3 separate regions of the Mus musculus genome follow, and all the other regions are linked to region 2. Evidence: chromatin loops called from intact Hi-C (ENCODE). Cell type or tissue: left cerebral cortex. All regions are shown on one strand.

The links. Peaks named below come from ENCODE experiments on the same cell type or tissue, not always from the same donor. Only the 100,000 strongest peaks of a DNase experiment are listed, where the experiment ranks them.
Region 1: it touches region 2 in a loop (2.8-fold over the local background); 5 of 42 quality-filtered maps call a loop at or near these places.
Region 3: it touches region 2 in a loop (4-fold over the local background); 6 of 42 quality-filtered maps call a loop at or near these places.

What each region holds. Positions count from the first base shown.
Region 1 is chr7:58,387,718-58,395,717 of GRCm38, reverse strand. No RefSeq gene overlaps it. Among named protein-coding and RNA genes, the nearest start is that of n-TEttc7, 7.6 kb to the left of the region's middle. In left cerebral cortex, no CTCF peak of the experiment used is centred here; a DNase peak (open chromatin) is centred at 3,166.
Region 2 is chr7:57,506,903-57,514,902 of GRCm38, reverse strand. Gabra5 (gamma-aminobutyric acid (GABA) A receptor, subunit alpha 5) reads left to right here and starts at 4,894. Exons shown (of 11, transcript NM_001362162.1): 1 at 4,894-5,163; 2 at 6,346-6,405; 3 at 6,765-6,924. The coding sequence starts at 6,839. In left cerebral cortex, CTCF peaks have their summits at 1,759 (motif pointing left) and 4,842; DNase peaks (open chromatin) are centred at 1,732, 4,878, 5,945 and 6,083; H3K4me3 peaks cover 2,209 bases; H3K27ac peaks cover 1,636 bases.
Region 3 is chr7:59,076,137-59,084,136 of GRCm38, reverse strand. No RefSeq gene overlaps it. Among named protein-coding and RNA genes, the nearest start is that of Ube3a, 150 kb to the left of the region's middle. In left cerebral cortex, a CTCF peak has its summit at 3,841 (motif pointing right); a DNase peak (open chromatin) is centred at 3,839.

The DNA of each region.
Region 1 (8,000 bases), 880 kb before region 2:
ATTTCCACCATGAAAACATTAAACCCCTAAAACACAGCACAGTCACCCTCAAGGTAAAAGCCATAACTGATTTCCTACCTTGTCCATGCAAGAACACAGCACAGTATTCAGCACATGTATGAAATTTTTTGATGGGTGGAGTTTCTTTCCAGTGATGTAAGATTACTGTGTTGCATGCCAGCATTCTGTTACTGTAATAAATGCCTGAGATAAATCAATGTAAAAAGACGAGGAGTTAATTTTATCTCACAGGTCCAGAGGTTTCAGCCCATGGCCATTTGGCTCTCTTACTTTTGAAGCAAGGTGTGGCAGTAAGTATGATGAAGATCCCCTACCCCTCATGCTGCTAGAAAGTGAGAATATGTATTATTATTAATTCTCTGGTCATACCATATATTTTGATCATATTCATCCTCCATATCTCTCTGTAACTCCTCCCAGATCCACCCCCAACTTCATACCCTCCAACGTTCTTCTTTAAAACAAAACAAAACAAAACAAAACAAAACAAAAACAAAAACAAAAAAGAAAAAACCTGTTGAGTCTAAATATACCCATATATTTTGCAGGACAAAAAACTTTTAGTTTCATGAGATCCCACTTATTGATTGATGGTTCTTTTTTCCTGGGAAACTAGAGTCCTATTGAGAAAGTCATTTCCTGAAGCTGTGTTTTGACTTGTACTCTTTATTCTTTCTTGTAGAACTGTTAGGGTTTCAGGTATAACACTGATATCTCTAATCCATTTGCTATTTATTTATGTACAGCATTAGAGAGAAGAATCATGATTAATTTTTCTACTTGTATATATCCAGTTTTACTGGCACCATTTTTAAAAGATCCTTTCTTTTTCTCCATTGTGTATTTTCAACATCTTTGTCTAAAAACAGGTGACTGTAGGTATCGGATCTTATATCAGAGCCCTTGGTTCTATCTCATTAAACTATCTATCTGTTTTTGTGTCAGTACCATACTGTTTATACTTTTTTATAAAATCACAGAACTATTAGAACATGGCCTTGGGACTTGGAAAGGGTCAGAAGAAATGAGGTTCCCAGAAGCTGAAAGTCACTTGTGGGATTCAACCTGGGGCTGTAGGGCAAGAGCTCTAAGCTCTTGTTCCAGCAGCTCTCTCAGTTCCATGGCCCTTGTTTGGTACATGCCCTCCTTAGGGTATTCCCAAGTTGTTGTAAAGCTGCCTGACTTGTCTCAGGTCTTCCGTCTAATGATTTTGTTAGTCCATGTTCAGCACCTTTAGTAGTTGTTAATCACATACTGGATAGTAACTTCTGGCATTCTAAATGTGGTCTGTGTCCTCAGCCTTTTTCCTTTTCAGTCTGATTCTCTAGGGAGTCTCCTAGCATGACCTTTTGCTTAAAACCTTCCATTCTTGAAGGAGAATCAGTCTTCTGCAGTGAAGAGCTTCCTGGTGGCTTATCTAATCTCATGTGGTTAGTCCTAAATATGTATCCGTAAAGAAACACTAAATGGATGCCATGAGATATGACTTACATTTGTATAAGCACAGACCAAAACAAGTCCATTTGTCACTCACAAAACACCACGTGTCCTTTCCTTGGCTAAGATTAGCAACTACAAATCCTTGTCAGTTTACATCACGTGGGTCTCTAGTTTGTTTGATTTTCCTATAAACTAAATTATTTGAAACCCTCCATTGTAGAATGTCCTCCACTCTCAAGTGGTATCAGAAGACAGCAGTCTTCTGCTTCTTTAGGTTTTTCCTTAACTTACCCAATCAGAAGCTGAATCATGTAGCTCATTTCTAGCCCTGCTAGCTAACACCCCCCACCCCCGTTTCTATATTGTATACACTCCCTTCACTGTACCTAGTCATCAACCTTTGTTAAAGCAAGTGTGACCTGCTGGTCCTTCATTAAATCACAGTGGCATAACACAGCCGAGGCAGCCTCAGTGCTGCACTGCTCTTACCTAAGCAGGTCTCCAATATTTCATAGGAAGCTTTTAGTATTGGGTTTATTTTGTTTTCTTGTGTGTTAGGATGTAGGAAAAATTTAAATTATACTTATTTATTTGCTTACTTGGGCTTTTTGTTTGTTTATTGATTTATTGTTGGGAAGGAGACTGGGAAGCATGCTAGTACCATTGCACCTATGAGGAAGTCAGAAGACAAGCCTCTGAAGTTGGTACTATCATTCCATCAGAAGAGTCCAGGGGACCAAACTCAGGTCATGTGCCTTGCCACCAAGCACCTTTACCCTCTAAGGCATTTAACTGACTAGTAATTTTTACTTACTCATCCTTAGTTGTATTTTTTCTGTCTCAGCATTGCATTCTAGCATGTAACATGTGGTAGTCTAATACCCTTTTTCCAGCATGTGTATCTTGGACCCACGATGGAGATGCTTCATCTGTACACTTACAAGTACTGAGAGAGTAAAATTTTTCCTAAGTAGGATCCTGAGGAGTAGGTTAGCCTAGGATCATCTCAAATCTTTAGCCTTTTTTTTTTTGTATGCCTGAAGTTTGTGCTTTTTGGAACTTTGTTAGAAAGCTTCTAATTACAAAAGCTTAACTTTACCAACTTCCTAAGATTAAGAGCACACAGGAACCACTACTGCAGACACACAGTATTCTTGGTATAATTGTACCTGCCCCATACTCAGATTCTGGTTCATGTTTTGTCTGCCCAACTCTAACTCTCACTCTGGGCGCATCTTTTTGTCATAGTTTCACTAAGATGACTCAAACCACAGTGCCAACCTCAAGAAACCGTTGGCATACACAAAGTATTCATCTGAGAAGCACTTCAGAATAGGAAGAAAGCCTTGGCTGATAGGAAAAAGTGGCTCCCACACAGGTCCTTCTGAAACAGCTAAGCTGATGAAAACTGTGGAAGATGACCCACTATGAAACATGTTTAAAAAACAAATATTTCTGAAGACTCACTATGTCTTTGCTGACAACTGTAAGCCTTTTATTCCAGACATGACTGTAAATAATATATTGTCCAATGAGTCTCTGCTCTGGATTTACATTGTGCAAATCTAGACACTGAATTGAAAAAAAAAACTTTACAAGAGATTTGCTTAAAAGAGAGCTGGCTGAGTTTCACAAGGGAGGCATTTCTCCTCTCATCTTAGTCTTGTGGGCGTTTTGATCTTATGTCTTGATGCTCTCAGAACCCCCATTCTGTCAAAACAGGCTTTCAGAAGCTCTTTGCTGAAGCCATATAAATGACTTTCCTCTTTCTTTCAGAAGAAAGATACATTTTTATTTTTAATTATGGTGCTGGGGATCACTCCAAGGGTGTGGGGAAGATAAGTACTCCAGCACGCAGACACATCTTCACTGACTCTCGGTGCCTTTCTGAAGGCTATTTCTCATCTTTCTTCTCCCTTATGAGAAACTTGATACTGTAACTTGCCAAAAGCGATTCATTTCTTCTCAGTACACTCTAAGAGCTTTAATACAGCTATATTGTATACAAACATGTCTTAAGAAAAGAAGAATAAAAGTTTTCATATTATCTTCTCCCATGTACAAAGTCCATAGGCATTATGATAATAGAAATTACTACCGAGAGACAATAAGAGAATATTCACCAGGTAGTGGTGATGCACGCCTTTAATCCCAGCACTGGGGAGACAGAGGCAGCCAGATTTCTGAGTTGGAGGTCAGCTTGGTCTACAGAGTGAGTTCCAGGACAGTCAGGGCTACACAGAGAAACCCTGTCTCAAAAAACAACACCAAAAAAAAAAAAAAAAAAAAAAAGAAAGAAAGAAAGAAAGAAAGAAAAAGAAAAGAAAGGAAAGGAAAAGAAAAGAAAGACAAGAATATTCACTCTTAAAGAAAAACTTTGAGTCTGGAGAGATAGTTCAGAGGTTAAAACACTGGCTGCTCTTCCAGAAGGCTTAGGTTCAAATCCTAGTACGCACACGACAGCAAATAACTGTACTTCCCAAGAATGCCATGCCCTCTTCTGGACTCCAAGCACACCATAAGATTCACAGACACACATACTATTTTTGTGACTTACTCAAAGTTTAAAGTTTCATGTGTGAATTATTATTCAGTTGCACACAATGGCTTATCTCACCCCAATTTATCTTCCTTTGCCTTTGGTTTTCCCTCTTTTTCCTCCTGATTCTTTCTTAAGGTTTGATATTGTGAAATTAAGACTCACTAATTTCAGAGGAGAGAGGCTGGAGGTTAAATATTATCGCCCAAAGCTGGCGATTCCTTCAACCATGCATATGTAGTCAAGTCTCCACAAGAATCCACTAGATATGACCATGCAGCTCAGTGGTAGAATGTGCAGTATGCACAAGGCCCCTGATTTTATCCCCATCACTGTAGAGAAAAAGAAAAAGAAAACCAAAACAGCATCACCCTCCATCCCCCCTCACACCACCAATAAAAACCCCAAAGTAAAGGGTTTACCACTTTTCTATTATCTCTTTCTATGCACCCTCTGCAGCATCCTTTATAATAAATGGAATTCTCTGAGCCTGTCTAGCATATTAATTGAACCCAAGAAGGGAGCTATACTAATTCTAGTTTAAAGCTGGTGAGGTGGGTCAAGTACACAGGTGAAAACAGCATAGGCTATCAGCTGGTACCTTCATGAGGAGGGTAGATTTTGGGAGCCAATGTTACCTCTTGGTCAATGGTATTAGAACTGACTTGAATTGGTGGCTTCAATGAGGATATTTTTCTTCTTACAAGAAATATCATTGTGTACTATTTAATTATTTATTACATATATTTGTGTACTTCCTTGATTTTCCACAATATGACACACTAGTCTTATCTTATATACTTCCCATATCAGTCTCTGAAGCAACCTTTCTCCAAGGAACTCTAGTCCCATATAATGGAGAATAGAACCCAAAACTAAGACCTGGGTGCTATATGTGCTCTATGCCTCTAGACTCTTTTTCCTGAAAAAGCAAGGAAGCTCAAATATTCACAACACTAGTATGTTCCCACAAAGCTATCACTATTTTATGCTATCAACCTATATGGAGCTAAGTATGACTTAACACCGACTCTCCAAATTGAATCTATCATCTGTGGCTCATTTTAGCCTCATCCCATTTCTTACACTGTCCTTTCATCTTCTAGAGTGCCTTGGTTTAAATCCAAACACCCACAATTGTAACTAACAATTGTCTATAACTATAGTTCCCAAGGATGCTATGACCTTTTCTGGCCTCCAAGGGCAGCAAACAATATATATGTTGCACAGACATGCATTCAGGTAAAATATTCATGCACATAAAATGAAATAAAACTAAAAAGAAAAATGTTGGCACACCACCCTCCTTAACAACTCCTTAATAACAATGTTCATGAATGCAGTAACTTCTTATTTAGCTAGCACCTAATCCACTGGAATATAATATTACAAGTACAACATTTATAATATCACCATGCAGAATACTGAACCTCTTCCAGATGTTTATGCCATGAGCCTTACCTCTTCCATTCATTTCTACAATGATTCAGGGCAGTGGTTCTAGCTCTCTGCAGTGATGTGACATGTAGGATTGGCTTTCTTTTATCATGGTGCACTTTCATCCCAAAATCTTGGATATCCTATGTATTTTTTTTAATTCACCCAAATTAAAGTTCTCTGATCTAAATCACTACATATCAGTTTAACACATTCCTTATCATTGCATCATACACAACCTTGTGCTTTAACTAACTTCCCTAGGTCTGAGTTGGGAACAGAATGTTAATCCTAGCAACCAGAAACTCTGTTGGCTAGAGATTCCAAGCTACAGTCCTCAACAGGGTGCCTGCCATTGTTTATGTGAGGGACAGGGCTCTCTGGATTCTAACATTATATAGATAAAGCAAGCAGGCCCTAAATCAATATTAAAGCATGCAGCCTCATGCGAACTGCTTGGGAGTCTTAAGTGACTCCTCCATTTTGCATCCCACCGGCAAGGGGTGTGAGTTCTTATTCAGTATCCTTAACAACCATTGATTAAGTCAGTATCATGGATTTTAGCTCTAATCGATGAGAAGTGCTATTTGTTGTTGTTTTAATTAGCATTTTTCAAAAGACAGATGATGCTGAACCCCTTCTCATGTGCTTGGTTGTCCTCTTCTTTTTCTGTTCTGCTCTGCCCTGTCGCTCCATCCATTTGCATTGGGTTTCACAAACATTGCCTTGCAGAGCATACACAATGTCATGTGCTTTTTGCTTTTTTATAGCCTTAAGCAGGCCAAGCAGGGTAGACTGTACTTGAAGATCAAATGTCATGTGTAACTATGAAAATATCTATCAATTACCATAGTTTGGGTTTTGAATACCCCCAGAGAGTCCTGTGTGAAAGTTTGCTTTCTTGGCTTGATGCTATAGGAAGGCCATAGACACATTTAAGAGGCGAGACCTAACTAATAGGAAGTGTAAGGTTACCAAGGTCTCCTCCATCAACAAGAATTGTGGGACACTCATGGATCTCCCTCATTTCCCAATCCTGATGAGGTGATCTCTTTCTACCAGCAAGTACATGCTTATATGGATGGATTGACCATAACAGCCAACTAACAATGGACAGAGTCCCCTATCATTACTAGACCAAATAAGGCTTTTTCTTATTAAGCTTATAAATCTCATGTATTTGTTACAGTAACTGCAAGATGACTAATGTATCAACCCACATCCCATCCAGGATTAGCCAGTGCAATTTGTTAGAATTTCTTCCAATATTTCTGTCTCTTAAAGGATTATTTTTTACCTCCATATATTTTTACATTAAATTTATTTTTATCTTTCTCTTATTATACCTCATGTTAAAATAAACCACATAGTTCGTAAATCTCTGGCCATTTTAGATGAAATGTTAGAATCGAACATGCTGTGTAATATTTTAATAGCCTTTAAACAGTTCTTTATCGTGCACATCCCCATTGCTTCTGCACAAAGGTGCTAGCATGCTATTGATGGGACCTGGAGCACTCCCGGGGTCATCTCACACACAAAGGGAGGCCAGTGTACTCATCTCTTCTGTGCTGACTGACTGAGAGGTACCTAGTTTTGCTTTAGATGTATTTAATTTTCTAGTAAGCTTGAACATTTCCTATTGTGCTTAAAAATTAGTTTCCTAGAATAGTCTTTGTAAAGTGCTCATTTGTGGACTCCAAGATGACTTGCTGTGGTCTGAGTCACAGCCACAACTGCTTCTCCATCTGTCTCGAAAATATCCCTAATCACTAAGTAAGGCCAGGAGAGGGGAGGTGCCTGAGCCCCAGCTTTCAGGCCCTTTAAAGTCAGATCATCATAAAGGCAGAGCTGTTATTCCCACTGGGGAAGCACAAGAACACTACCACAATTTTTGAGACAAATTTGAAGCAAGATTTATTAAATACTGCCAGGATTATTGATACTGTCCAGGTCTGTACATGAGATTCCCAGAGTATGGTTCTGAATTACATTAGACAGAGGCTTATAAGGGTAAAACTCACTAAGCTACATATTTTCCATCTTTGTCCAGTCATGGGTAAGTATACATATCCAGGTACTTCCTGCCTGCATGCCTCCTGCCTACTGTCATCAATCAGATACTGTGCAGTTGGCACAATCAAGATTATTTAAAGAAGTAAAAATGCTTGGCTTGTTATCTTGCATGGACAACAGCTCCCAGCATTCTAAGAAGTTATTTGTTCTTGGTCAAGTGGGGATTACAGGTTGGAGGCTTTTTTTTTTAAAAATAGATCTCTTAAGCACAGTAATTTAAACTTAAAATATAATATTAGTCATCATACAGACCATTTGTGGCTGAGCTGGCTTAAGGTTATCTCTTGGGCCTATGAATCTTTATTTGTGGCCCTGAGATTATTCACAGGGCTTAGTAAGGACAATATGAAATGTGACATGCTTTCTTGGATTCAGGCTCTGTGTTAGATTATTATCAATGACCCATTAATAGAAAACAGCTGACCAAGACCAGGAGGCTCAGTGAAGACTTCACATTTCAGGTGGACTAAATCAATTATCTGGCCAA
Region 2 (8,000 bases):
ACCTAGAAATCTCAACATATGCATCCATCTATTCATTGATATAAAAATCTAGCTTTAAAATACTATCTCTATTTTAAACCAATCCCAGCTAATTACAGAATGGCTCATTTATATGTAGTTTTCAAATGACTAGTTTCACCACTCAGATTTAAATAACGCAAAAATCAAAGAAAATAAATACCAGATTGAAGACAGGCACCGTGTGCTTTCTCCCCACCCCTGCCTTGCTGTCTGTCTTCTTTTGCCCCTGCTGCCCATATGCATTGTCAGGTTCAATCCACTATTGCTTCCCTACAAATGTGACTGCATCTCCTATGTCAGTCTTGCCCTTTCTGTTTCCTTAACAATCAAATCATCTTCCATGTGCTCAGAGTGCTCATGTGTTGGCTGTGCAGACCTGTGATCGTCTCTCTCTGTCAGTGAGGTAGCTGCTGCAGAAGTGCATGCAGGGCTGCCCTGTGCTGCCTTGCTCACCTGTTTGCTGTTGGACTACATTTCTCTCCTCATGTTTGCTCAATGATAGTTGCCAATGTGATTCTTGCTTAGTCTGGTACTTGTGACATCAGAGCTCTTTAGAAGCATCTAAAACTTTTAGGAATAAATCATTTCCTTCATCCGTGCTCATCTCCTGCCCAAGCCCTGTACACCCAGCTCAGGTCATCTGTGACATTACCTTGCACTGGAGTCTTTATAATAACACAAAGAAAATGTATAGTTTCATACTTGGGTTTCTCATTCCACACATGTGGACTCTTAGCTTGCAGTGTACTGCATGCCTCAACCAGGCTCTGCTTCATGGGCAATCACTGATGATTGACATGCTATGCCCTTAAGTCGATCTACTTTATAATTTGGAATATGTCCACACAGTGTAGTAATAAATGTATGCACTGTCTCCTGCAGTCTCATCCTCTGTCCTTGTGTGGGGTTAGGAACTCTTAAAGTTCACCCCTTCAACAAATTTTAAATATCCAACACGATGTTGCTAGTTAGTGTTACAGTGCTCTCTCTCTCTCTCTCTCTCTCTCTATATATATATATATATATATATATATATATATATATATATATATATATATATATATATATTCCTACTCACATATACACATATGCACACAGACATATCCATACACACATAACCACATATGTATGGTGACATACTAATACAACATCTATATCCCATGCAAGCTGATCAGTTTCTTTTCCTTTGAGCTATATTTCCATGCCTGCTCCCATTTGGGGTATATATCTAAAAAATTTCCATAATGCTCATTTTGAAAAGGTATCTATGCCTCCATGTCCATTTGAACATTTTTCATAATAGTCACAATATGGGAGTTAACATAAGTGTCTGCTGATCATTGAAAGCATAAAGAAAAATGTATAAATTATTTGAAATATTCTCTAGCATTAACAATGAAGGATGTCCTGATGTTTGTAACAACATGGATGACATGACAGAGACGCTAAGTAAAATGAGCCAGGCATTGAAAGAAAGATTCCACATAGGCTCACTAATATGATGCACCTGTCATGTTTTAGGTAATGATTCTGCATCCACCTACATAAACACAGCTACCACTCAGCCTCTGTTGTACACGTATTATTGTATTATTGGGATACAGGGTCAGTACTTCTTTCAGTAAAATGTACCTCCATCCATTACACAGCTACTCTGAGAGCAACTATTTTAGGTTTTCACATTAGAAATAAAATGCAGAATGAGCCAACACGGGGGTTATGTGGAACTGGGGTGCCCTCTACTGTTTTCCAGACTTAAAGCTACGATGTTAAATTTCATTCAATAAAAGGAGAATTGCTAATGAACAAATAGGAATGTGGCCAATAGATCATTATTAACCAGGACAAACACTGCATCCAAAGTTACCCCAATTTGTTGAAAGAACATTACATAGATTTCTGGAATTGAATGTTTCTGTAAGCCTTGAGTTCTTGGTTATCATTCTTTCAGCTCCATCTATGTTGAATATTTTATAACTGTCTTATAACTGTGTTGAGTATCATGTAAACATTGCTGGGGAGAGTGTGACACCACTTCATCATAGGAAGGGAGAAGGAACTTAGGTAATATGATCACACACAAGGGTTTGGTTGGTGATGGCTTGATTTAGAGATAGTGTTGTAACCTAGGCTGACTTCAAAATCACAGCTCTCCTCCAGCTGCCCAGGTACTGGGCTTCTAGGTGTGTGCCCATACTCAGTTTCATTAGTTTTAAGTAATTGATCTTATTGATCATAATTTTCATTTTTATGTTTAAATGTGTTGTCATGAAAGGATGGCCCAAAACACTGAAATAGCGAATGTAGTCTGTCAAAAGAAAAGCTTGACAGTTAATATTTAGTTCATGGAGAATTAATATTCATTACTATGACTACACTATAAAATCAGGGTCACTCCCTTATACAGGAATTTACCATCACTAGGAAGAAGGAAGTTTCAGACCAAAGGAGGAACCAGAATAGATACTTAGAACTATAGCGAAGTTATACCCATACACATGTATTTACAATGGCCTAAGGGGAAGGTGGACTATACAATAGACTAAAATAGGAACTATGGCAAGTAGCCCTTGACCCTGGCTTCTAAGATTAGTGAATCTTAGGTAGAGCTCTTGTTTATCCCAGTTGTTAACAATAAATTCTATCCCAGGTAGTTCCCGTTAGACCTTTTGTGTTTGCATTCCTGTTTTATGTAAGATTCCGGTTACCTCATTTGTACCTTGCGAATATGTCACCCAACTTCCTTATTGTCTTCTGCATAAAAAGTCTGATGCTCAATTTGAAAAATACATCCAGATTCCACACGAAAAAAAAATATTCATTACTATGATAAATACAGAAGTTATTTCATTAGTACATGGTTTTGTTTTTTCCAAAATAGTCCTAGCCACTTTGTGCTCAGCTTTCCACTCACTAATTGTTTAAATCTTCCTGCTTGCATTATGCTGTTTAGTTAAGAGAATAGCAGATGCCTTGGCATTTGTAAATCTAGAATTAACACACAATAAGTGAAAAGCCTATTAAGCTAGTTATAATTTCAAATTGACTGTTTAAAAATTTGGTGATTTTAATTATTATGTTATATTTGCATCCACCATGATGAAAAAAAGTCAGAATAGACAAGTTGCAAGAAGAAAAGGTCCCTTTGAGGAGGAGTCCTAGGGATTTCCGTGGCATTGCCTCTGAGTTTGTGGCTAGTTAGTCCTCTGCAGCTGGGAGGGCAGGGTTTCAGGATGGTGCTCATCAGGAGCAACCAGTAAAAGGAGGGGTTGCCCTCTATTCCCTTTCAAGGGTACACTTCTGATGGCCCAGCACCTAACACCACTCCCCACCTGCCTCACTAGCAGGTAATCAAGACTCTAGAACCCGAATCTTCAGGGGACCTTCAGAATCTTAACTATAGACTACTCAGGGAACTTTATCCTAGTGGCACATCTTCAGAGAACTCAGCAAATGGAGAAATCCATGTGTGCAATTTATCCATCTTAGAAAAGCCACTTGAATGAATGAATATGTTCTATCAAGAAGAATCCCTTGTCTCAGAGTCATTTAAGACTATGGCTAACTATATAGTCATGGTAAGCTCTATTACATGTGTGCAAAAAAGGTAATACTTATATCCTGTTTCTGAAATAATTTTACAGGTTCTCATTTTGGAAAAATCAGAGTTTCTATAATGTGTAAAAGTGCCATTAAGTACTTTGGCCCAACTGGAGAATGGGTAGAGGCTTGGGTGGGCTTTTCTGCTCAGCGCTGTTAAAGAAGGATCCAACAGGGAGAGAGAGATTTGACTGTTCGTGCTGTCACTTAGAAGTCACTGAACAGTCTGTGCCCCACAAAATTTGCAACACCGAAGCAAACCCCAGGATTTCGATTCAAGTCTTTTCTGGTGTTTTGTTTTGTTTTGGACAGGTTAGCATGGATACCAGGAGGGCATAGAACTCAGTAGACTGCACAATAACCTTGAGCTTCTGCTCTTCCTCCTGGGTTCTGGGATTGCAGGCATATGCCAACAGTGCGGGGATTACATAGCGCAGGGAATGGAACCCAGTGCTTTCTGTACGCTAAGCAAGCTCTAAGCTTACTCCAGTGGAAACAACACACTGCAGTAGAGAAAGGAGCTGCCTCCGCGTCCAGTTTGTGTAACATTTGAAAGGGCCTTTTCTTCCCAGTCGTAATTGGTCCTGGCTGCCCTTGTCTCGCATAAACTATGATACTGACATTGGACCAACACGTTAATCAACCGCAAGTGCCCGCTGAGAAGGTAATATCTTCCTTCCAGCCCCCAGAGGGGCACAGAAAAGCTTTGCACCGCCTGTGACCTACTTTTATATCTGCGACCCCATACTCTGTATCTGCATTAAGGATGCTATAGCTTATCAAGGAATGAGTCTTCACTAACGTCCTAAACATGCACTGCTATTGTGAAAGGGTTTCACTGTAAGATCCAGCAATAATTACTCTTCGTGAATTAAATGATGAGGGTTCTCTTGCACCAGTTTCTTTCTGAAAAGAATGGCTGGGTAAATTCAAGGTTGCTCCTGAGTTAGAACAAAAAGTGCTGGCCATCCTACCTGACATAAGCATCCACCTAGGTTACAGATGCTGATGTCAGTCCCCACACCTTGCCTCCTCTGTCCTAAAAGGTGACTAGCGATTATTCCAGGGGGAACCAAATATGCTTCCAATGCCCACAAGCAACTTCAGCAGAAACATGGTCTTTCCCGAAGCGGGTCAGACAGTAGCTCCCATGCCCGCTTCCTGGGCTGAGCGGGGGCCGGGGGCCGTGCATTTGATGAGAGTCTGGCGGCCTCTACCGGGCGCCTAGGCAGAGGGACGTTCCTCAAACCCAGAGACGACATGTGGCGCTTTGGAGAGGTGAGAGCGAGCGCGAGTCCGCCGGGGGCGCTGGGGGAATCTGCAGCGGGGCAACGCGCGGCCTCAGGCGCGGCGCGGAACAGAGCCGCAAGGCGGCAGCGGGAGCGCAGGGCTCCGGGGCTCCTCGGCGCCGAGCGCCGGGCAAGTTCGCTCCGGCAGTATGGGGCGGTGACACCGCACCAGCCAGCCGCGCAGGGACAGCGGGCGGCGGCGAAGCAGGATGCGCCCTCGCCGACGGCTCGCCAGCCGGGGCCCGCGCGTAGGGTAAGGAGCTGCGGCGGCCACCGTTGCGGGCACCCCGGCCTCAGAATCAGGAAGAGCGCAGGGCAGTTGGGCGCTCTCGGATCCCGCAGTGCAAACTTTGCCCGGAGACTGCGGAGGCCACCAGCACGGAGGGCAGGGGATCCGGTGGCGCGGCTGGACGGGGCTGTGGGCGCAGCGCCTCCTGGTTCGCGGTGGACAGCAGAGAGCTGCTGCTTGCGGCCGTCGTGGAGCTCGCCGGCCTGGAAGGCGGCTCCCGCTCAGGAGCAGGGGCGCGCGGTGGGCGCGGGCCCCACTTGGTGTCGCGCGCCTGTCGCGCGGGTTGCTCGAGGCCGGGCTCTGGCTGCGCCGCCACTGCACCGCGCGCAGCAGAGGAAGAAGGCGCTGCCTGCCGAGCGCTCAGCTGGCGGGCTTGGGGGCTAAGGAGGTCTGGAGGGACGAGCCTGAGGGCAGGACCACCAGAGGTGTCCGGTGGCGCTGCGGAGCGGCAGCAGGTGCGGGGTGGCGGAGGCTGCGGCTCCGCAGTGCCACCCCTTATCCCACCTGCGCTGTGCGCCAGCACTGGTGAGCTCGCACCGGAATCTGGGGGGCCCCAGGGAGAGCAGTCTCGCTGTGGGGATCGAGAAGTCGGGGGCTCAGGGGCAGCAGAAGGCACCGCCCGGGTTTTCCTGCATGCGGCGCCGCGTGCTCGCCGCCTAGACTCGCCTGGCTACCGGCGCCGAGCCCTAGGATTCGCCCAAGCGACCACCGCATGCCAGCCTTCTATTCTTGAAGGGAATCTCAGAGGGCCTTATCCTTCGAGATGGAAGTACCTGTTGTGTGGTTTTTCAGTTCTGGACTTTGGGGTTGGGGGGTGTCTCCGTAGAAATGTGTTTCTTTTGGAACTCTGGCTTGCTCGTGTGCATTGAGCATCTATTTGCGTTATGCGCATGTTGAGATGTTATGTGCCTTCTCTAAGGTTGCTGCTGGCCCAGGGTCAGTGCTTGCTTGGATTACCACTGCGCTAACCAGCGTCTAGCTAAGAACAGAGATATGTTCCAAGTGTCGTGATTACTAAGCCATGTAGTCCTGGGGGCAGAATGCCAACCCAGAAAGTCTGACCCTCACCGGCAAGTCTACCATTGCGATCCTATAGAAGACGTGTTTCTGACATGTGCCTTTCCCCCTCTTCCCACACACTTTCAGCACCTTGCAGAACAAGAAGCAGCTTGCTGGCTTTGAACGTGTGGCAAATATTTCAGAAAGGTAAATTTATCTAACTTGTGGATTTGATAGATGCAAAATGCAATTGTCAGATAACTTTGAGACCTATGTTAATAATTGGGTCATTTATACCCTGCTAAAACAGTACAATATTAAGGGATGCAATCAGTCTATTAAAACGACTGTACACTCTGTAAAAGTGAACTAAAGCTGCAACTGTCACCTTTTTACACCGCCTTGCTGCCCAGAGGAGATGGTGCAAACTGAGCTGGCACAGTCTGCTAGTAACAAGGGCCAGGCTTCAGTCTTTGTCAGCTTCACTGTGGCAGCAGCATGGTTGGATTCACTGTAGTGACGGGAACATCCGTGTTCATGTGTTTCTCCCTTTTGTCTACTTTCAGCGTCAAGATCAAGTTGGAGGCAAGAACAGTTTTTCTTCCAAATTCATCTGCTTCGACTATTATTCTTACTGGGAATGGACAATGGAATGCTCTCTAGATTTATCATGACCCAAACCCTCCTTGTCTTCTGTATTTCCATGACCTTATCCAGTCACTTTGGGTAAGTTATCCCACGTGCTCTCATTTTGTGGTCTTGGGGGCTTGTGCTATTGTGAAGCCCTGCAGAACAGGACAACCCTTTGGTTGCCACCTCTGCAGTCCTGTACCCTTCGGTTTGTGGTGAATATGTCTTGACCCATGCTTTCTTCCTGAGCAAGGCGGTTTCTGGTTGCAGGGTCTCAGAAATGAGTTAGACAAAAGAAAAGAGGATTTTTACAAGTGGAAGCAGAAGATGGCTTAAAGGAAGCTGTTTCCTCCTACTTGGGTTGGAAGAGATTCAGAAGTTCATGTGTGTTAAGGACATCTGCTGCTGTTAGACAAGTGTGCCACACTTCCATCCTCTCCTTGAGTCCATTATGTCACTGATTTTTATTTTTCAAGCCAGGCTAGTGCCTGTGTCATGGAAAGGGTTCCACAATAGTCTTGGCCTGAGCCATGTACAGAGATCATAAACTATGCCTGGCTTACCCTCGAGGTTCTGGAAATGTCGTTTCGCCTGACCTCTTTCATTTGTGCCTTTAGCGTCTCTGTACTAATGCTAGCCTTTCCTTGGCAAACTAGTAATACCTCACACTCAAGATGCATGCGGTTAGAAGGTAATCAGTGTTCCTCTTCTCTCCTGTGTCCCTCACTGCCCCAAATTGTCCTGGCTAATCAGAAGGCTTGCAGGTTGAAGTACTCTCACTGCACAGAGTGTGCCCCTTCACTTCCTGTTTACCAGTGCTCTTTCCCAAGGGAACACTTCGGATACTTTTAAAGGACTGCAGGGCGCAGTCACCTGTTTCCATTTATATGGCTAGTATACGGGCTACTTGGCAGGTATTCACAGGCCCACTCTGATGAACAAAATTCCCACGAGGGTTCGTGCTTGTGCCTGGGGCAGTTAAGATGTATTCTGAGCACCCGAGAAAACCTTGTCCATCTGTATTCCCTATCTCTTCTCATCTCCCCTTTTACCCCTGTTATCTTTCTTTCTTCTTTTCTCTTCTCTCTTGCCTCATCTTTCTCATATCTGTCTCTGTTGCTTCTATAGGTCTAGCTCTGTCTCTGTCTCTTTTCCCTCACCTTCTCTTCTTG
Region 3 (8,000 bases), 1.6 Mb before region 2:
TTGTGATATTAAAAAATAAATTACCTAAGCAAGTGTCTATGTTACTATAATAAGTCCTATAAATACTAATATCCTGAGTAAATATTAGGCAGTAATTATATAAGCATGTAGTATATATTCAAGAAATATATATTTAAATGTGTATCACATTATTTTGCTGAGTATTTATGTCCTGTATTCATACTGAAGCCTGAATTTAGGGTCTTGATCATGCTAAGCACAACTTCTACCACTGAACTGCACCCCTACTCCAAGCATTCATACTCAAAGACATAATAACACCATTATTAGTGTTCACATTCCCAGATTAGCTAGTATTTTTCTAAGTACTGGCTGTTTATAGAGACAGACAATTATCATAATAGTTGATACATCAATTTCTTACACTAATGGTGAACACTAGGTGAACCATTTGCTAATATAAAAAGCAAACCTTCCAAGAAAAAAGTCCACTCACTTATCCTTGGTTTATTTTGCTGGTTCTGAGAAATTCTGTGGTTCAGAAACCTGAGACCAGAGAACTCACCGCTATTAAAAATGCTGCCTTGGGTCCTAAGAATACGTAGTTGCAATTCATACCTTTTTGCCCAGAGGGTACATAACTTCCATAATATTTACTCTATATCTTCTGCATTAGAGAAGCCATGGTTGAGGACTGGTCCAGTTCCTGAATTTAGACAACACTAAGGAGATCTTAGACATTGGATCATAAAGTATCACTAAATCCTTAAGTCTGCATTGTCCTCTATCTGTTTGTAAGTTGTATGTCATGAAAAAAGAGACAAAAATCAAGAGACTGGCATTATTATTTTCTAACTTGGTGACCCTGATTTTCTAGATGTCATTGGGAGACAGAACTACCTTTCTGTACAGCAGACTCTACTATTGTGGTGTGCCTGGAAAGAGAAAGGGTGCAATCTGACGTATTCAGGCATGACAATGCCAAAGCCACATCTTGTGATTCAGGTTTATTATTCCTGGAGGAAGGAAATTTTAAGTTCAAATTCTGTTTAGTTTATACAATGAGCTTAAAGCTGTCTTATATTAACTTCCTGAAACCCTGTTTCAATGAGTAGTAAAAATAAAAACAATAAAAGAGAGGAATGAGGCTATAACTTTGTGGTAGACCATGTGTCCAGCTTGCCAAATACTGGGGCTGGAAAACAAAGTTGGACAATTAAGATAGGGGCTTCAAGGAGGAAATGGGGATTTGACACTTTTACAGAAAGTCATTAGAATATCTCTGTGTAGATTTTCCTTTGTGAGGAAGAAGAAAGACAGAGATAGACATTGAACCCAGGACATTATGCATGCATTCATGCTAGACTTCCATTTTTTAAAATTTCAGTGAGTTGGTTTTTCTACTGAAGCTGTTTATCAGTTAACTTCAAGTTAATCAGATGTTCAATTTTCCAATTTTGATAATATCTTGTGGCTACTTGTAAGAACTTTGGGTTTCAGTAGCTCTTACTTGACCACCAAGTGGAATGATTCTGCATTACTCTTGGTTGACATGGACTGATGCACTCATAAAAGCAAATATTTTCACTAAGGGAGCCCTTTCCATGGATCATGCCTTGTATTGAGGGCATCATGTGGGTTACCACATTTATTCCCTGTGTGACCCTGGAATCACTTCCTTAGTTTCAGAGAAGATACAGAAATTAAAGGAGCTCCATAACAGGATAAAAATTTGGCTTAGGATCCCCAAAGTTTAGTTTATTATGTGGATATCTGTATATATTTTCAGGTATTCTAGAAAATGATCTGTTTGTGATTTCCTTCTATGTTGAGTAAGAATTTCTATTTTATGGAAACAAGCTATGGAATGGATTCACAATCATTTTGCAGCTAGAAATATGCATCTTCTCTACCACTATGAAATGTGTAGATTTAAAAGTCTAATGCTAATGTACAATGATGATATAAAAAATTTAAAAAGTAGTTATTATTCCAAAATGATACGGAGTCATATGCTAGTATAAGTAGATTATTCATATCTTTAAATCAAATATATTTTGCATCTTGAGAAACAAAAAACTTAGAGTACTTCATTAATTCAACCATTGTTTACCCATCCATCCATCCATCCATCTACCCACCCACCCACTAATCCATATATGCTGAAGATCCAAACTCTAGTCCTCAGATGTACACTGCAAGAACTTTTTATATTTTACATTTAAACAATCCACATGAACAGAGAACCACTGAGCAGATCATTACAAGTTTTTATCAAGTAGCTGGGGCTGAACAAGGGGATGACGATAGAAGTAGCATGAAAAGTGAGAGGCAAGAAAGAATAGGTGAATCCAAAGTTCAACAAGAAATGAGGATATAGAGTGATGGGGATGAAGAGTGAAATGCAAACAGGAGTTCTGGGTTTGTATGTTGCAGGGCCAAGCTCTGCAACACAAGTTCTGTGTATACCTAAACCTGGGGCAGTCCTTTCCTGCATCCAGGTCTTGGGAAGATTCCAACTGCTCAGCCCTATGAAGGCAAGTTAGCTGTAAAAGTCACCCCTTTTGTGGTTTGAATAGGAGGCCCATCAACTGGTGGTATTTGGCATTTACCTTTCCAAGGGTGCCAAGTTTCCTCTGACTCCAGTGATAGTGGTGGCAGGATGTGGATGGAAGGAGGGGAGTCCTCATCAACCTTCATTCTCTGGACATTTAGTCAATAATTCTCAGCTTTCATTTTGAATATGATTTTATCTTGTTGGCCTTTAAAAAACAACATTGCAAGAAAAACAGAACTATAGAACAAAATGTAGTCAAGGTTGCTTAACTATGAAAAGATTGATATTTCAAGTATATTGCCTCTAAAACAAGTAGGACTATATCAAGTGAAAAATATACCTCAAGGGGGAGATAACCAGAGTTTGAAGAGGCACTAATGAAACTGATAAATAAAGAACTTTAAATAGCTAATATTATTATGCATTATTATATATAAATTGTTATTATTATATATTATTTAATATACTATTAATTATAAAATCCTATTTTAATTTTAGTTTTATTTTATGTATGTGTATCTTTGTGGGCATATGTGCTCATGAATACTGATTCCTTCAAGACTAGAGAAGATATGAGATATCTTGGAGATGGATTGAGCAGGCCAGTGCTGGAGCTAGTAATCAATCTTTTGTTCTTTGCAGAAACAGTAAGAAGTCTTAAGTGGTAAGACATGTCTCCAGCCTCCATTTCATTGTCTTAATCAAATGTATGATTTTCCCAGAATATTATCTCTATATTCATTATCTTAATTTCATTTTTCTTTCTGTGATAGAGCACAATCACAAAAGCAACCTTTGACAAAGAGTTTACCTTACCTTATAGCTTATAGCCCCTCAGGAGGCAAGTCAAGGCAGGAACTCAAGCACGGCAGGAACCTAAAGAAAGGAACTGAAGCTGAGACTAAGGAGGACTTCTACTTATTGACTTGCTTCTTCTGGTTTGTTGAGTTTTCTTTCCAATAGTATCTCTTTCCCAGTGGTGACACCACCTACAGTGGTTGGGCCCTCCTGTATCAAACATTTTTCAAGAAAATGAGCTAGAGGTTTGCCTACAGACAAGTAAGGCATTTTCTCCGTTGAGGTTCCCTCTTCTCAGATGAGTCTAAGCTTGTGTCAAATTAACAACAACAACAACAAAAAAAAAAAACTAACAACAACAAAAAAAACCCAACAGCAAAACAATCACATTAAATGCGAGTCCTATCTCCGGGTCTCAGACAAGCTGCTCAGTGTCTCTCCGAAGGGAAACCCCAGTGAAATCTAAGTTCCGAACCCTGAATATGGTTGACATGCACTGGAACGACACTCTGTTGTTACCAGCAGATGTCACTGTTTACATGTAAAACTTCAGCAGCCCCTCAATGCTTTTACATTAGTTTAATTTGCATTTTCTTATTCTAAAACAAAACAAGCTCACTCACAGTTTCTTGTAAAGCCGTATCACGTCATAATTTTTCTTCTGGAAAAGAACTGTGTGTCCTCTAAGGAAGAATCATACATGTGAATGGAGACACACTTTTTCTATATTTAGTTACACTATGAAGGCCCATCAGAAAAATAAACATCACTGGGTGTGGTAACACATATTATCAATTCCAGCACTGAAAGGCTGAGGTAAGAAGATCAAGAGTTTGAGGTCATCTTAAGCTATGTAGCAAGACTCTGTCTCAGTAGTAAGGATAATAACTGCAGAACACCTACCGATCATCTCAGGTTAGGTTCTGTGATTAGAAGCATCCAGAACCAGATAAAAAGCTCTCCTCTAGGATTTCGAAACCCCTTTTGAAGAGATTAGACTCAAACAAAATGTAGTACCTTAAAATGTTTGCAGTCAAGTCATGAAATAAAAAAATGAGTATTATTTTTTATTAGGAAGATTGGAAGATATTAATGGTGAGAGTAGGTGGAAAGATTTATTAAAAGGAATGAATTTATGAAATTCCTAGCCAAATGGATGGACCTGGAGGGCATCATCCTGAGTGAGGTAACACATTCACAAAGGAACTCACACAATATGTACTCACTGATAAGTGGATATTAGCCCAAAACCTAGGATACCCAAGATATAAGATACAATTTCCTAAACACATGAAACTCAAGAAAAATGAAGACTGAAGTGTGGACACTATGCCCCTCCTTAGAAGTGGGAACAAAACACCCTTGGAAGGAGTTACAGAAACAAAGTTTGGAGCTGAGATGAAAGGATGGACCATGTAGAGACTGCCATATCCAGGGATCCACCCCATAATCAGCATCCAAACGCTGACACCATTGCATACACTAGCAAGATTTTATTGAAAGGACCCAGATGTAGCTGTCTCTTGTGAGACTATGCCGGGGCCTAGCAAACACAGAAGTGGATGCTCACAGTCAGCTAATGGATGGATCACAGGGCTCCCAATGGAGGAGCTAGAGAAAGTACCCAAGGAGCTAAAGGGATCTGCAACCCTATAGGTGGAACAACATTATGAACTAACCAGTACCCGGAGCTCTTGACTCTAGCTGCATATGTATCAAAAGATGGCCTAGGCGGCCATCACTGGAAAGAGAGGCCCATTGGACACGCAAACTTTATATGCCCCAGTACAGGGGAACGCCAGGGCCAAAAAGGGGGAGTGGGTGGGTAGGGGAGTGGGGGTGGGTGGGTATGGGGGACTTTTGGTATAGCATTGGAAATGTAAATGAGCTAAATACCTAATAAAAAAATGGAAAAGGAAAAAAAAAAGAATGGATGAAAAATCTAAAGTGTGTGTTCATCTGGTTCACAGTGGAAAAGTACTGTTTTGTTGTGTTGTTTTTGCTGAGAGATGAAAATATACATTTAGATAATATAGCTAATGAAGCTATGAAAAATGAAATGGATTTCAGGGTGCTGTTATAGGATCTGGGAGTAAGAACAGAAATGTCAGTGATGATCAGCCAAGTGAGCCTGTAATCTCTCTGCTTGGGAGGCTGAGTCAGGGTGATTGTCTCAATTCCAAACTCAGTCTAGACTTCCTAGTGAGTTTACAATAGGCTGAACTACAATGTGAGAACCCATCTTACAGCAAACTGAACCAAACCAAAACATAACCAAACAACAACAACAAAACAATAACGAAAATAAATACATGAAAGGAAGTGAAGATTAGAACCCGGAGATAAAAGGAAAGAGCCAGTTATTTCAGCCTCTTGTCCAGGTACAGTCATTCTGTCTTCTTGTCCTTTCAATCCAACATCTGATCACAAGGTCAAATACTAAAACAACACCTTTAATTTCAAGGCCATTTCAACAAACTCTAGGATATATGAATGTTGTAGGTATACAAAAAAGAGAGTGACTTGAAGTTCATGAGCTAGGGTGACAGAGAATGACTTGGATAGGAGCATGTTTAGTCAATGCTAACCATCTTAACTGAAACTGACCTGGGCCAGTCTGCCAGATCTGTGAACCTCCAGAGTTTGAAAATGGAATCCTGTCTAGAACTATATTCAGTAGTCATGAACCTAAAAGCAGAAACATAAACATGGGAGACAGAGAGAAGACCCCAAGTTGTAATGTGGAGGTTCATGTCTTTAGAAGTCATGTCATTCTATTAAATTACACACATGTTATGTTTTGACTAAGGTTTGTCGCGAACTCACATTAGCGTTTGACAGATGTACGACCTGTGACAGATGACTAAGTCATTAAGAGGGGGCTGGATATGGATGCTAGAATAGGTAAGTAAAACCAGCTTCACTCGTCTTGCTTGTGTCTCTTCTACCATAACCAATTATTCTGCCCTGTTAAAAATCTCCACTGTTTTGCCAGGCACAGCCACTCAATCCTGGATTTCCAACTTTAAGAGCCAAGGGCTTATAAATTATTCAGGTTCATGTATCCAACAGAAAATTGAGAAAAGCAATAAATACATTCAGGAAGGAAAATAGCTAGGCATCTCTGCCTTGTGTGATATGGTCTTAAATTCTTAAATTCCTTTTCATTTCCAAGCCTTGTTGCATTCATATCATTAGGAAGCCTTGGATATGCATTTCTCCACTCATTCCATGGTGCTATAGTTTGGGTGTAGAATGTCTCTGAAAGGTTCTGTATGCTGCAGCCACTGGTACTACTGGAAGAAAGGCATTTTCAGGAAGTAGAGCCTAGTGGAGGAAGTTGCATCATTGGGAGTATGTTCTTGAAGGAGATATTGGGGCCCTAGCTTTTTCTTTATCTCTTTGTTTTCTGGCCCCAAGGTGAGCAGCCTTGCCAAACCCTGCTCCCATGATGTGGTCCTTCACCATAAAAAAGCCAGAGGGACATCTGCCCATAGATTGAAATCTCTGACATGTGGAGTCAAAGCAAATCTTTCTTATAATCTTATCACCCCAGATATTTTATCACAATGATAGAAAGGTGACTCACACACAGTTTCACCAAAATATCTGATATCTCCAAATGTTCCTCTTTCAGGAACCACTTTAAATCTCTGTAACATTGACATTTCAATATGAAAGACCCTGATCTCCATATAAGGAATTTTCTGGAGAGAGAGAGAGAGGGAGAGAAGGAGAGAGAGAGAGAAATAAAGAGAGAGAGAGAGAGAGAGAGAGAGAGAGAGAGAGAGAGAGAGAGAGAGAGAGAGAAATGTGGGATGTGGCACTGAATTTAATAAATACAAATTCTTTTCCAAAATGTCCTTTCCTTTCTTTCTTTCTCACATGGTTTCTCTCTAACCTTGACAAGCTCTTCAATACACATGTTCCATAGTTTGTTCCCTGTGTGTTGGGGATGAATTATACTTTTCAAGGTGGAGTGAGATAATAACTTATGTCAAGTTCTGTGAAACTGTATAGTTAATAAGCATGGTAGCACTAGCTCAGTGTTTTCCTTTCACCCCTGTCTTGGGGAGTTTGAGAAAATACCTGGTAAGAGAGAGAACAAGGCGATGATGATCATGAATATTTTGTTTTACCTGGGCTGGAGAGAGAACTTAGCAGTAAAGAGTAGTGGCTGTTCTTTTAGAGGACCTAGATTCCTAGGGAATCTTATAACTTCTTCTGAATTCTTCAGGCATCAGGAATATTGGTGATGCACAGAACATCTATATACATAAATGGAAAAAATAAAACTCTATCATTTGACTAGAGATAAGAAATTGATGGGCATGAATGTCACATTTCTAATCTGTTGAGTGGGTGTTCAATAAGAGTCAATAGTTCTTCTGTTTAAACCACATGTACTTAATTTGCACTCAGAGAAAGCTGGTGGAATTATTCAGGCCAACTGAAAATTAGAAAATAGGATGCCAACAAGGCCAAGGTTGTAAAAATACTGAGCTTTCAATCATAAATTAGCAAGAGAGGTCACTTTTATTGATAGCAAACTGTTGTTATGCAGAAATCTTTTTTAAAAAATCCCTTTCAGAGCTTGAATTTTATTTTTCTTAAAAACAAACAAACAAAACAAACTAAAAAATCTTTGGCTTATGAAGTTTCCCTGCCCAAAATGTAACAAAAA